2 separate regions of the Homo sapiens genome follow, and region 1 is linked to region 2. Evidence: chromatin contacts called from ENCODE Hi-C data. All regions are on one chromosome and are shown on one strand. Each heading gives the region's core, a stretch centred on a gene start or an enhancer-like site at or near the end of the contact. The rest is flanking DNA. Distances are from core to core; before and after follow the strand shown. Region 1 overlaps LINC00491 (long intergenic non-protein coding RNA 491). Region 2 holds the start of LINC00492 (long intergenic non-protein coding RNA 492).

What was found. Hi-C counts contacts between places; a loop is a spot of excess contacts on that map. Pooled maps may share reads with other maps.
Region 1: a loop to region 2 is called in a map of PC-3, with 4 times the contacts of the local background. The contact joins the enhancer-like site here to the promoter of LINC00492 in region 2. A Hi-C loop is called at or near these places in 2 of 168 maps with a recorded cell type or tissue (PC-3 and left cardiac atrium) and 1 of 50 pooled maps.

The regions. Positions count from the first base shown.
Region 1 is chr5:102,624,487-102,629,380 of GRCh38, forward strand. The region is part of intron 1 of LINC00491 (long intergenic non-protein coding RNA 491); the gene reads right to left. Among named protein-coding and RNA genes, the nearest start is that of LINC00491, 45 kb to the right of the region's middle. Within about 2 kb of position 3,053, at least 4 of the 41 ENCODE cell types and tissues checked have a DNase peak (open chromatin) inside an H3K27ac peak, as active enhancers do; they include PC-3, where a contact is called at or near this core.
Region 2 is chr5:102,578,080-102,583,051 of GRCh38, forward strand. It overlaps LINC00492 (long intergenic non-protein coding RNA 492), which reads left to right and starts at 3,289. Exons shown (of 2, transcript NR_047462.1): 1 at 3,289-3,487.

The sequences.
Region 1 (4,894 bases), core at 1,803-4,302, 46 kb after region 2:
CAAAAAGCAGTCACCCTGTGTATATAAACCGAGTGAAGGGAAACGAGGTGTGAGGGGCTGTCAATTAGTGCATGCCAAAGAGGAGAGGAAGGTAGAGGCCTCCCGAAGTGGCACTCCTCCCTGTCTCTCCTTGCATTCAAGCACGAAGGGCAAGGGAAATGCCTGCTTGGTTCTGACTTAATGCACATCATGATAGCAGTTTCCCAATCGGTCTTTAAAAACACTCACGTGCACACACTTTTCAGGACAGGCCATTTTCCTGTTGTTTAGTCTGCTAAAGTGTAACATCAGTCTTGATCTGGTTCATCTTGAGATATTGATTAAAATTGGTACCGTACATTATGTCTCTGATATATGTCCCTGAATAAGGTTAACTTCATTCAAAATAGAGAGATTTCCTTTTTGTATTCATCTTATAACTCTCAAATTAGATTCTTGAATCAAATTTCATTTTTACAAACCCTTGTTTGAAAGAAAAACGGGAGGTAGGGAAGACTAGAAAGAATTATTTTCCTCTCCATAAGTGGGTCCCCTATACTAAAGATTTTCCTAACACACAAGAATTGAGTCTATGAAAGATCTCAAGCATCTAAGGGATATTTATTCAGTTTGTTGACTATTTTTAACAGTTTATAAGGATGCTTGAATATTCCACTTTCTTATCTCAATTTTGCTACTTCACAAAGACAAGAATCAAAAAGAAAGAAAACACTACTGGTCTCCAAAATATACAGTGTCCTTGGCATATAGACTATGAAGACAAAAATCAATGAGAATGTCCACATTTCAAATATATTTTAGAGTTGGAAAATCAAACTGTTTTAATATATGAAATCCAATATTGCTTCTCCACTCTGAAATTATAGGACATCAATTATGTTGAAAACATGTTCATCATCAGAATAAATTACTCATGATGTTTCAGAAGAAGAAAAATTTTCTATTAGGAAAAAAAAACATGGCTCAAAAATCTTTGTTCATGTTATGTAAGTTTTCATTTGTTTCTTTTCAAGTGGTTTGAAAATAAAGAAGCTGCTAAAATCCAGTGGGTAGAGAACTATAAACAAGACACTAATTTTGTATTTTTAAAACTGTGTGTTCATGTAATCTAAATGGAACAGTTTGTTCTATTAAAACCATCCTTCAGTTTGCAAGAGCCCTCTTTAGGTATTTATAGGCCTTCAGATAGGCTCCAACTGTTATAGTTTACAATGACTTTTCACACATTCCTGTTTAACTTATCAGCAACAACATTTATGGATGTGTTACATGGCATAAGAAATTATTTTTATTTAATTTGTATCTCTTAAAAATCATTCAGTGTCCATGTAGAGTAAATAATACACATCTGTTTAACATTACTAATTAAGCATTACAGTCTAACATATATATAGCCTCCCTTTACCCAGTCAAATTTTTAAAAATATATTCAACAACCATCATGAGCAAGGCACTGTAAAAAAAATATAGTCTCATAGAACAGATAAGACTCTCCCAATATGGACCATGCAAACGATGCTGAGAGGAGATAGTAAAAATGCTTTTTACCTGAGTGGGTTACGAAAAACTTTTTGGAAGAGGTACATTTGTTCTAAAGCTTGAATTTGCAGAGTTTACGAGCTTATACAGATGGGAAAGGAAGGACTTTCCAAGAAGTAGAGCCAATATAAACACAGACACAAAGAGAGGATGTGTATGCTCTTCCAAAGATCCTAAAAAGACCTGTTGGTGGATTGAAGCTCTATCCAAGAAAATTTCAAATCCCAGTCTAAAGAATGTGGAATTTGTTATTTAGGCAAGATGATTTTGGAGCAATGAAATGGCAAGGGGTGAGGTGTTCAGTAAAATCCACATGGCAAAAAAAAAAACTGTAGATGGACTGGAGTGGCAAGCCATGAATTGAAGACACAGTATAAAAGGTTTAGTCCAAGTGAGGCTGAAAGGTCTGGACTAGGGCAATAGCAGGATAGCTATGACAAAGAGAGTTTAGAAATATTGCAGAGGGCTGCGCACAGTGGCTCATGCCTATAATCCCAGGACTTCGGGAGGCTGAGGTGGGAGGATCACTTGAGCCCAAGTGGTTGAGGCTGTGGTGAGCTATGATTGCATGCCACGTTATTGCCCTCCAGCCTGGGGAAGAGAGCAAGACCTGGTTGGAAAGAAGGAAGGAAAAGAAATATTGCAGAGGTAGAATGAAGATAATTTGGTAAAGGCCAGTTTGAGGTCCCCATATTTAATGGTTAGGATACTTGATATGTTAAAGAATATGACTATATCAGAGTAGATACTACTAAATCATACTGCATTTTGGAATTGCAGAGCAAATAGTAATGTCTTCATTTTGTGCTAGCTACCGTGATCTTCCTTTTGATTCTTCATGCCCACTCCTCTGCTAACTAAATCGGCAAAAAATGAACTAAGTAGGCAATTGTTAAAGCTTAATAAAATGCAATAAGCAAAATAATCCCTTTAAGTGGTACTTAGTCTCTATAAGATAAAAATGTTATTTTTCTTAGATAGTCTCACCTTCCCCCTTCTTTGCTCTGCAAGTGGTGAATGGGTATATGAGCGAAGAGCTATGGGGACCTTCTTATATGACCTTGTGGTGCTGAGGAACTATAAGGTCCTTATGCTATCTTTTCATCTTCTGGCCTTTGGGCGATGCCCTTGGCTATCTCATTCCTTGGGGTCCTATGGACCTCCAGGACAGAAGCACAGGAACTTTGAAGTTTTTTTTAACTTTTTGATATTCTTGGTTCAAGTAATGCTCCTAGTGATGGCTCCTGGCTATTCTGAGTGCACCTAAACTTCTCCCATAGGTCTATAGGAGGTCTGCCTTTAACACCACTCAGCCCCAGCTCAGGCTGTCCACTCAGCAGCCCTTGCTGAGAAGCCACCTTTCCCCACTGCACAAAACCCCTCTGGAAAGCTTTCAAATTAGACTCTTTTCTACACCACAAGGAAAGCAAGAATAGGCTGGAAAAACTAACCAACAGGATCTGAGTGATGAATCATGCTGGAGACATTCAAATTTATTTGACTGTTAATGTAATCTAGATCAGTATAGGGCAGTTTGTTAGATGATATAGGAAACATGAGTCATCTGCTATCACTGTAGTATCCTCACTAATATACCTGTCCCTCTCTAGACCAATTCCAAATAAGTGAAAATCTGAGCAGACATCTAAATGTCTCTGCTCCTAGACCTTTTCTCTCTTACTCTTCTCATAGCATTTCAAGGTCAGGAAGAGGCAGCTTTTCATTTATATCTTTTTAATCATAGTCTCCTTCCAGGTTCCATCTGAGCCCCATGATAGGCAAAGGCTGAGACCTCCAGTTTGATTGTTAATATAGCTTATTGACAACATGGTACAAGACATTCTGTTGCTAATGTGGCAACTGAGGGAACCAAAAAAATTTAGAAAATCCTTCCTTAAGACAATAGCCTGGCTTGTAAGAATACTAACTTGCTGTACAATCCTATGTTGCATACCAAAAGCTTAATATTACCTAAATATCTTAATTTCCCAGAGGCAGGGATGCCTCAGGTAAACTAGTTGAAAGACCCCCTATGAGGAAAAATACTGGAAAAGCACATTAATATCTTTCAAAATATTATCCATTTTATAAATGGATCTATGCAATTAGCATTACGTAGTATTTCCAAAATGAATAATTATGGAGACTTCAAAAATGTTCACAATGAATACAATATATGTTACATGAAAGTGGATGCTCCTTTAAGACTAATCAACATTTATGTCTATTCAATACAAAAATTGAATAAGCACAGTGATGCTGTATCTAAGACTAGGTGTGAGAGCAGGAATACAGGGCTTGGTATTTCAGTCAACAGGTTAATGAATTTAGTAAATTTCAATAGTCAATGAATTGGTTGACTCTCTGATATACAAACTGAAGTTACTAAAGCACAAAAAAAAGGTTAGAAAAAGAAACATATAACTTATGTTGATAACACTTGCCTCTGTACCAGTTACTGGTCTTAGATGTAGCCATCAACCAATGACAAATGAGAAACTTGTGGACAACACACCTCAGCTTCCCTAACTCTGAGGTGCACCATCTACACGGCTGCTCAGTTTTCATGAAAATGACTGCCAATTTAGCCACAGTGGTGACTTGCTTGATCACAAACTCTTTTCTGACTTCCTCTTCTTCACTGTCTAACTCGCCCACACCCTTGCTGCTGTTTCCTGGGATGACCTGGAATAAGCCACTTACTCTTGCATCTGTGTCTCACAAAATGTTTCACAGGGAAACAAAATAAAGGCCAGAGCTCTTGACCATGGCTTGCCTTCTTTGTCTGCCTGAGAGGAATCTCTGAAGCCTGGGAGCCCAAATCATACAGAAATTCATGTCTGAAGTATTCTCATGTCTCCTTTTTAATCCTTCAGTTAAAACCAGAATGACAAATTTTCCGTTAATAAAACAGAGTGGGTGTTTTTCCCCTGAGGACTCCCTCTTCCAGTAGTGCAGCTGGCACAAAGATGTCTCAAGCCTCTTTGAGAAGGTCAGTGAGCTCTGACTCAGCCCTGTCCTCCCAGATTTATACTTGGAGCTAGCAGGTTTTTCAGCCCAAACCTGTTTTTATATAGAATAAAAAATTCAACTAAGTAACTAAAAATCTTCACTGTCTATGAATCAAAGGATTTTAAAAGTACCAAGTTCCCAGGAGTCATTAATCCAAACTTCATATTGTCTTCATATTTCTACAAAAAGTAGTATTATCCAGTCTCTTTTTAATCAATAAAACACAAACACTCTCTCAAAATGTTTGTTTGAGCGTTCATCTAAACTGGAAGTCACAGCTCAAACTATGGAACTATGAAGACCTGGTTTCAAATCCTAGCTACAATTCTTGCTGGCAATGACA
Region 2 (4,972 bases), core at 2,039-4,538:
TTTTCTTATAATTTAATTACGCCTTTGCAAATTCTGTTATTATGGCAGTTCTTTTTCAGCAACTGTCTATATATATATTTTATCATCTAAAACAAATCTAAATAACTTATTAAATTTTCTCAATACATTCTATGTAATCGTTGATATGAATTTCAAATTTTAAATGATATAAACTGAAATATAAATAGGCAAAAATCTGGCATAATTTCCATGCTGTTCTTTTGAAATAATAAATGCAAAACAAAGCATCTGACAGTTACCCAAGAGCCTGCTAATGTCTGAAGTATATAGACTCTATTATGAATCTACTTTTAAATTCTTAAATAAAATACAATGCATGATTCACATATTACCTGCTCACCAAAAAGTCATCATGCTCAGGAATGATTGGAGAACTCTCTAATGGTTGTTAGATTCCTGTTCATCCCAGTAGATAAATACCTTTTGCAACCATAAATGCTCAATAGGAAGCTAAAATACTGCTTTCATATTGACTTGGTGAGCATGTTTCATACTCTGACAGCTGCCTTTCTTTCTCAAAAATGACATACTAACAACACATGCTAAATGTATTGAGATGTGAACAGAATATATAACATTTGTACTGAATTCATTATGTCTCCAGATGCTTTAGTTTAGAAAGAAAGGTGCAAGTGTGTTACTATTCATTTTAGGCATATATTGGTATATTTATATTAAAAAGAGATTAACATAAATAAAGCAATCAAATCTAAAAGAGTGGCATTTGGTTGGAACCTCTGAACAGCTTCCATTTTACCCATCATCCCCATTTTGCAGACCTCAATTTCGGTATGACAACATAGTAACTAAACAAGAATGAATATTCTTTTCGTATTTTTCACTATAAGAAATTTCACAGGATAATAACTTTAGAAATAAATGAAGAGAAAATCTTATTTCAATTATACCTACAATGTCCCTACATTTGTATGTATTTAGACTTACTTTAATAAATAACATAATAAGATTTTTTACAAGAACGTAACCAACTCTGCATGCTCCTCTATGCTCCCTGCATAGATTTTTAAAAATTAAATATGGAGAATCAGAACCTATATGTATCTCATAATTAATCGTATATATGTAATGATGTTTTTCATAGGCTGAAATTTTATCAACAAAATACAGATTACATGTTTGGTCAACAGTATGTGCATATTCACAAATGCCTGGTCCTCAAGAGAATGTAAGGATATAACATAATAATATAGAGATGATTTGCCCATCTTACAAAGATAAAATACTGAAAATGCTTTCAAAGTTATGAAAGTTTACTTTAATCTTCAGTCATACTACATTTTTCTATGATTTCTGGATCACTGTTGTTTAATAGAAATAGAAATATAATGTTTAATAGAAATATAATAGAAATATTAAAAAATTAAAGGTAATTAATTTTTTAATATTCATTTTCAAAAGTTTAAAAGAAACATAAAAAATAATTCCAATAATATATTTTTATTAATCCAATATATTAAAAATATCATTTTAACATTTAATAAATATTCAAAAATTATCACTGAGACTTTTTGTGTTGTATTTGTCATGCTTGCTCACTGAAATCTGGTGTGTATTTTACATATTCAACATATGTCAATTCAGACTAGCCCGTTTCACTTGCCAATAGTCACATGTCATGTGGCTAGTGGGTACTATACTGGATAACTCTAGATGAGGCAGATCATTATGCATTATACAGACTATGAATAAGTTCTGCGAATTATGAGGTACAGAAGGTGCCAATATTATCTCAAAAATAAACTGCACCCGGTACGTCACCTTGTAGTAAGGCATACAATTTTACTGAATATAAGTCAGCCTAGAAATCAACAAAGTATATTGAAGCATAAACCAACAAAACAAAAATTGCCTGACATTTGGTGCCACCCTTAGAATCACTCCTTCAGTCATAATTTAATTTGTCCACATTAAAAAGACATAGAAGTTACGGAAAGAAAAGAAAAGTTATATTTGAAAACGCTTCAAATTGTTTAAATATTAAAATTTCTTTTTTTAAAGCCTATTTCAAAAGTAAGCAGGGTTTGGCAAAACTTTTTTGTAAAGGGCCATATATTAGATACTTTAGGGGTTTTTTTTGGCCATACAATCTCCATTACAACCACTCTACTCTGCAGTAGGAGTGGGAAATAAGCCATTGACAATATGTAAACAAATGCATGTACCTGTGTTCATATGAAACTTTATTTACAAAAAAAAACAGATGATGGGGCCATAGTTTATCACCTCTGGTTTAGACTACCTTCCTTGCAAGTAAAAGAGCTCAAACTTGTTGCATATTTATTGGAAGGAGCAGGAAAAATAATCGTAGTCCGGATGTTCAGAAGATGTTGGCAGGAACCTATTTTCTCTCTATTTCTTGGTCATTTGCCTCTCCAGGTTGAATGCTCTTATGACACATGATCTCAGAAGGTGAGAAAAAAAACTCTCTGTCTTCTAGCAACTACATCAGTTCTTGAAAGGATATTGAGGCCTTGCTTAAGCCATTTTCCTATCCTTGGATCAATCAACATTCCAGGCCACTCACTGCTCAGCCCTGCTCACATGCCTACCTCTATAAAAGAAGAAGGAGGGACATTTGATTGCTAGACTAGCTAGATGAGAGAGAAGCAATTAACAAAAGGCCAAAAAGTCCACATAATTTATGAGAGAAAAGGAAAGTATAGGGCAGGGATAAATTACAGTGTTCACTATGATGGTTTTGCATACCTTCAACCTTAGATTGAAGGCAATTGCTAAAGACAATATTGCCCAAAAGCCTAATGTTTTGCAATGAAATTCTTTAATAAATATATATATATTAATGATATATTAATGACAAATTGGAAGCTACTCACCAATATCATTATATCTCAGGACATTCTCATTACTGACCCTTAACTCCAGTGGAAACAAAGGAATACTAAGAGGAACCAAGACTTTTTCATCTGAAAGTGTCAGGCACTCAAGTGAAATAGGGGACAAACACAGATTTTAGGTATGATAATAGCCTCCTGATAAGCAAAAGACAAATGTACAGAGTATAGTAACAGATACCCAGTGGTACATACTGGAGGAAAATCACCAGAGTGGAAATTTCTAACAGGTTGGTCAAGAAATAAGTCATATGATCTAGATCAAGGGAATGTATCCTGAATCAGGTCACTGGCAATTGCAAGAATGCAATTCCAGCCTTACAGCATTTCAGTTGCTATTCAGGTTTCTAAAACATGGTTTCAGATACCAGGGCCAGAAAGAAGAATGAATATTAGGTTTCAGAAGAAAAAGCACAACAGTGTTAAGTGCTGCTGAAGGTAATGCTAGCAATTAATACCTGGCTGTCATTCTGGAGTTCCTTTTCTCTCTTCCATCCAAGGTCAAGATTTTCCTAACATATAACACAAGGCTGTGCCTAAAGTGAATGACTGATTCTTCAATGAGGGAAGAAGACACAGAAGCTAAAAACAAGGTAGGGTCTTAAGACTAGAGGATATTTTTAAAGATTGTAAATAAAGTTTCTACTCTTGGAAATAGTTGCCTTTTAATTTTTAATGATAATTTAAGTTCTACAGGCAATAAATAGAAATTTGATAGTGTTTTGAAGCTTATCTGTAAAAGTAATATTTAATTGTTTTCCATGACGTATTTCTAGGTTATATCCTGATACATAATAGAAATGGAAATATTTTCTATGGTACAATGCTGAGAAAATAAAGCTTCAATATCATAGAAAATAGTTTCCATTTCAACCGTGTACTAATTAGGGCATCACCTGAATTGCTGTAATAAAGGGACCCCAAAATACAGTGGCTTAAATATGACAGGATGTATTTTTCTCTAACATAACCCAAAGTAGGGTGGTCTGGTCACCAAGTTTCTGCAGGTTCCCAGGCTGTCAGGAGAGCTCAGCCAACATCAACATTCATTTCCATCACTAAGTCCAAGGAAACTGCCAGTTGTCACCTGTTTTCAGTCTGTGAGAAGCAGAAAAGACAAAAGAATTTAAGAACAGCAGTTTCTTAATAAGGACGTTGCAAGGAGGAAGCATCACATATCTTATCCAGTTATATCTCACGGTGAGAGCTTTGTCATAGGACCTTCCCTAGGTGGGTAGCTACGGAGAGGTTGAAGTGGGTTGGAGTTCTATTAAATAAGAAGAAAGACTGGATGTTGGAGCTTGATTAGCAATATCTGCTACCAATTATTCATGCCTTTAGCTTGCATTTAATAAGTACCTAATGGGGGTCAATTACCACTCAAAACATTTAAAAATGATTTTAAACAAATAGAATGTAGCCCTTGCTCTTGAGAAACACATGGTATAGTGAAGATGTCCATGGAAACAATTTTAGCAAAGTAACTGTATTTTTTTGGAGTATGTATATGAGGTTCTCCGAGCATGGAGGATAAAGCACTACTGTCCACATGAGAAACTCAAGAAAAGATTCCTAGTGGAAGTAGTGCAGTGTTTGAACTGAATCTTTCAAAATGATTAAAAGTTTACTAGGTAAAGTAAGAAAGAGTGCTTTGGTCAGCAAAGGCTAAACAGAACACTGGCTTTGGGGGGTGGGATAGATCTATTTCAGTGTGTGTGTGTGTGTACATGCATGCACATGGATATATGTTTGTGTTAAAGCAGAGAAGTCGAGTGGGGGGAATGATGAATGACAGAATATGAGTCAAAAGGTATACAAGGACCGTATTATGGGTGGCCTTGTGAGGAATTTGGAGTGGATTATGAAGCCATTGCAAGACTTTAAGCAACAGAGAGATGTGGTTCATTGGCATTTCAGAAATTTCATTTTGGTTGAAGTCTTCTCTTACAAGGGCTTCGAGGGAAGAAATATTCTTCATTTTGATGTAATTCAACAAATATTTATTGAACACTGTCTTTGTGCCAGCCCTATTTCCTCCTTGTTACCCTAGAAAAAGCCAACTTTCAGTGAAATTTGTT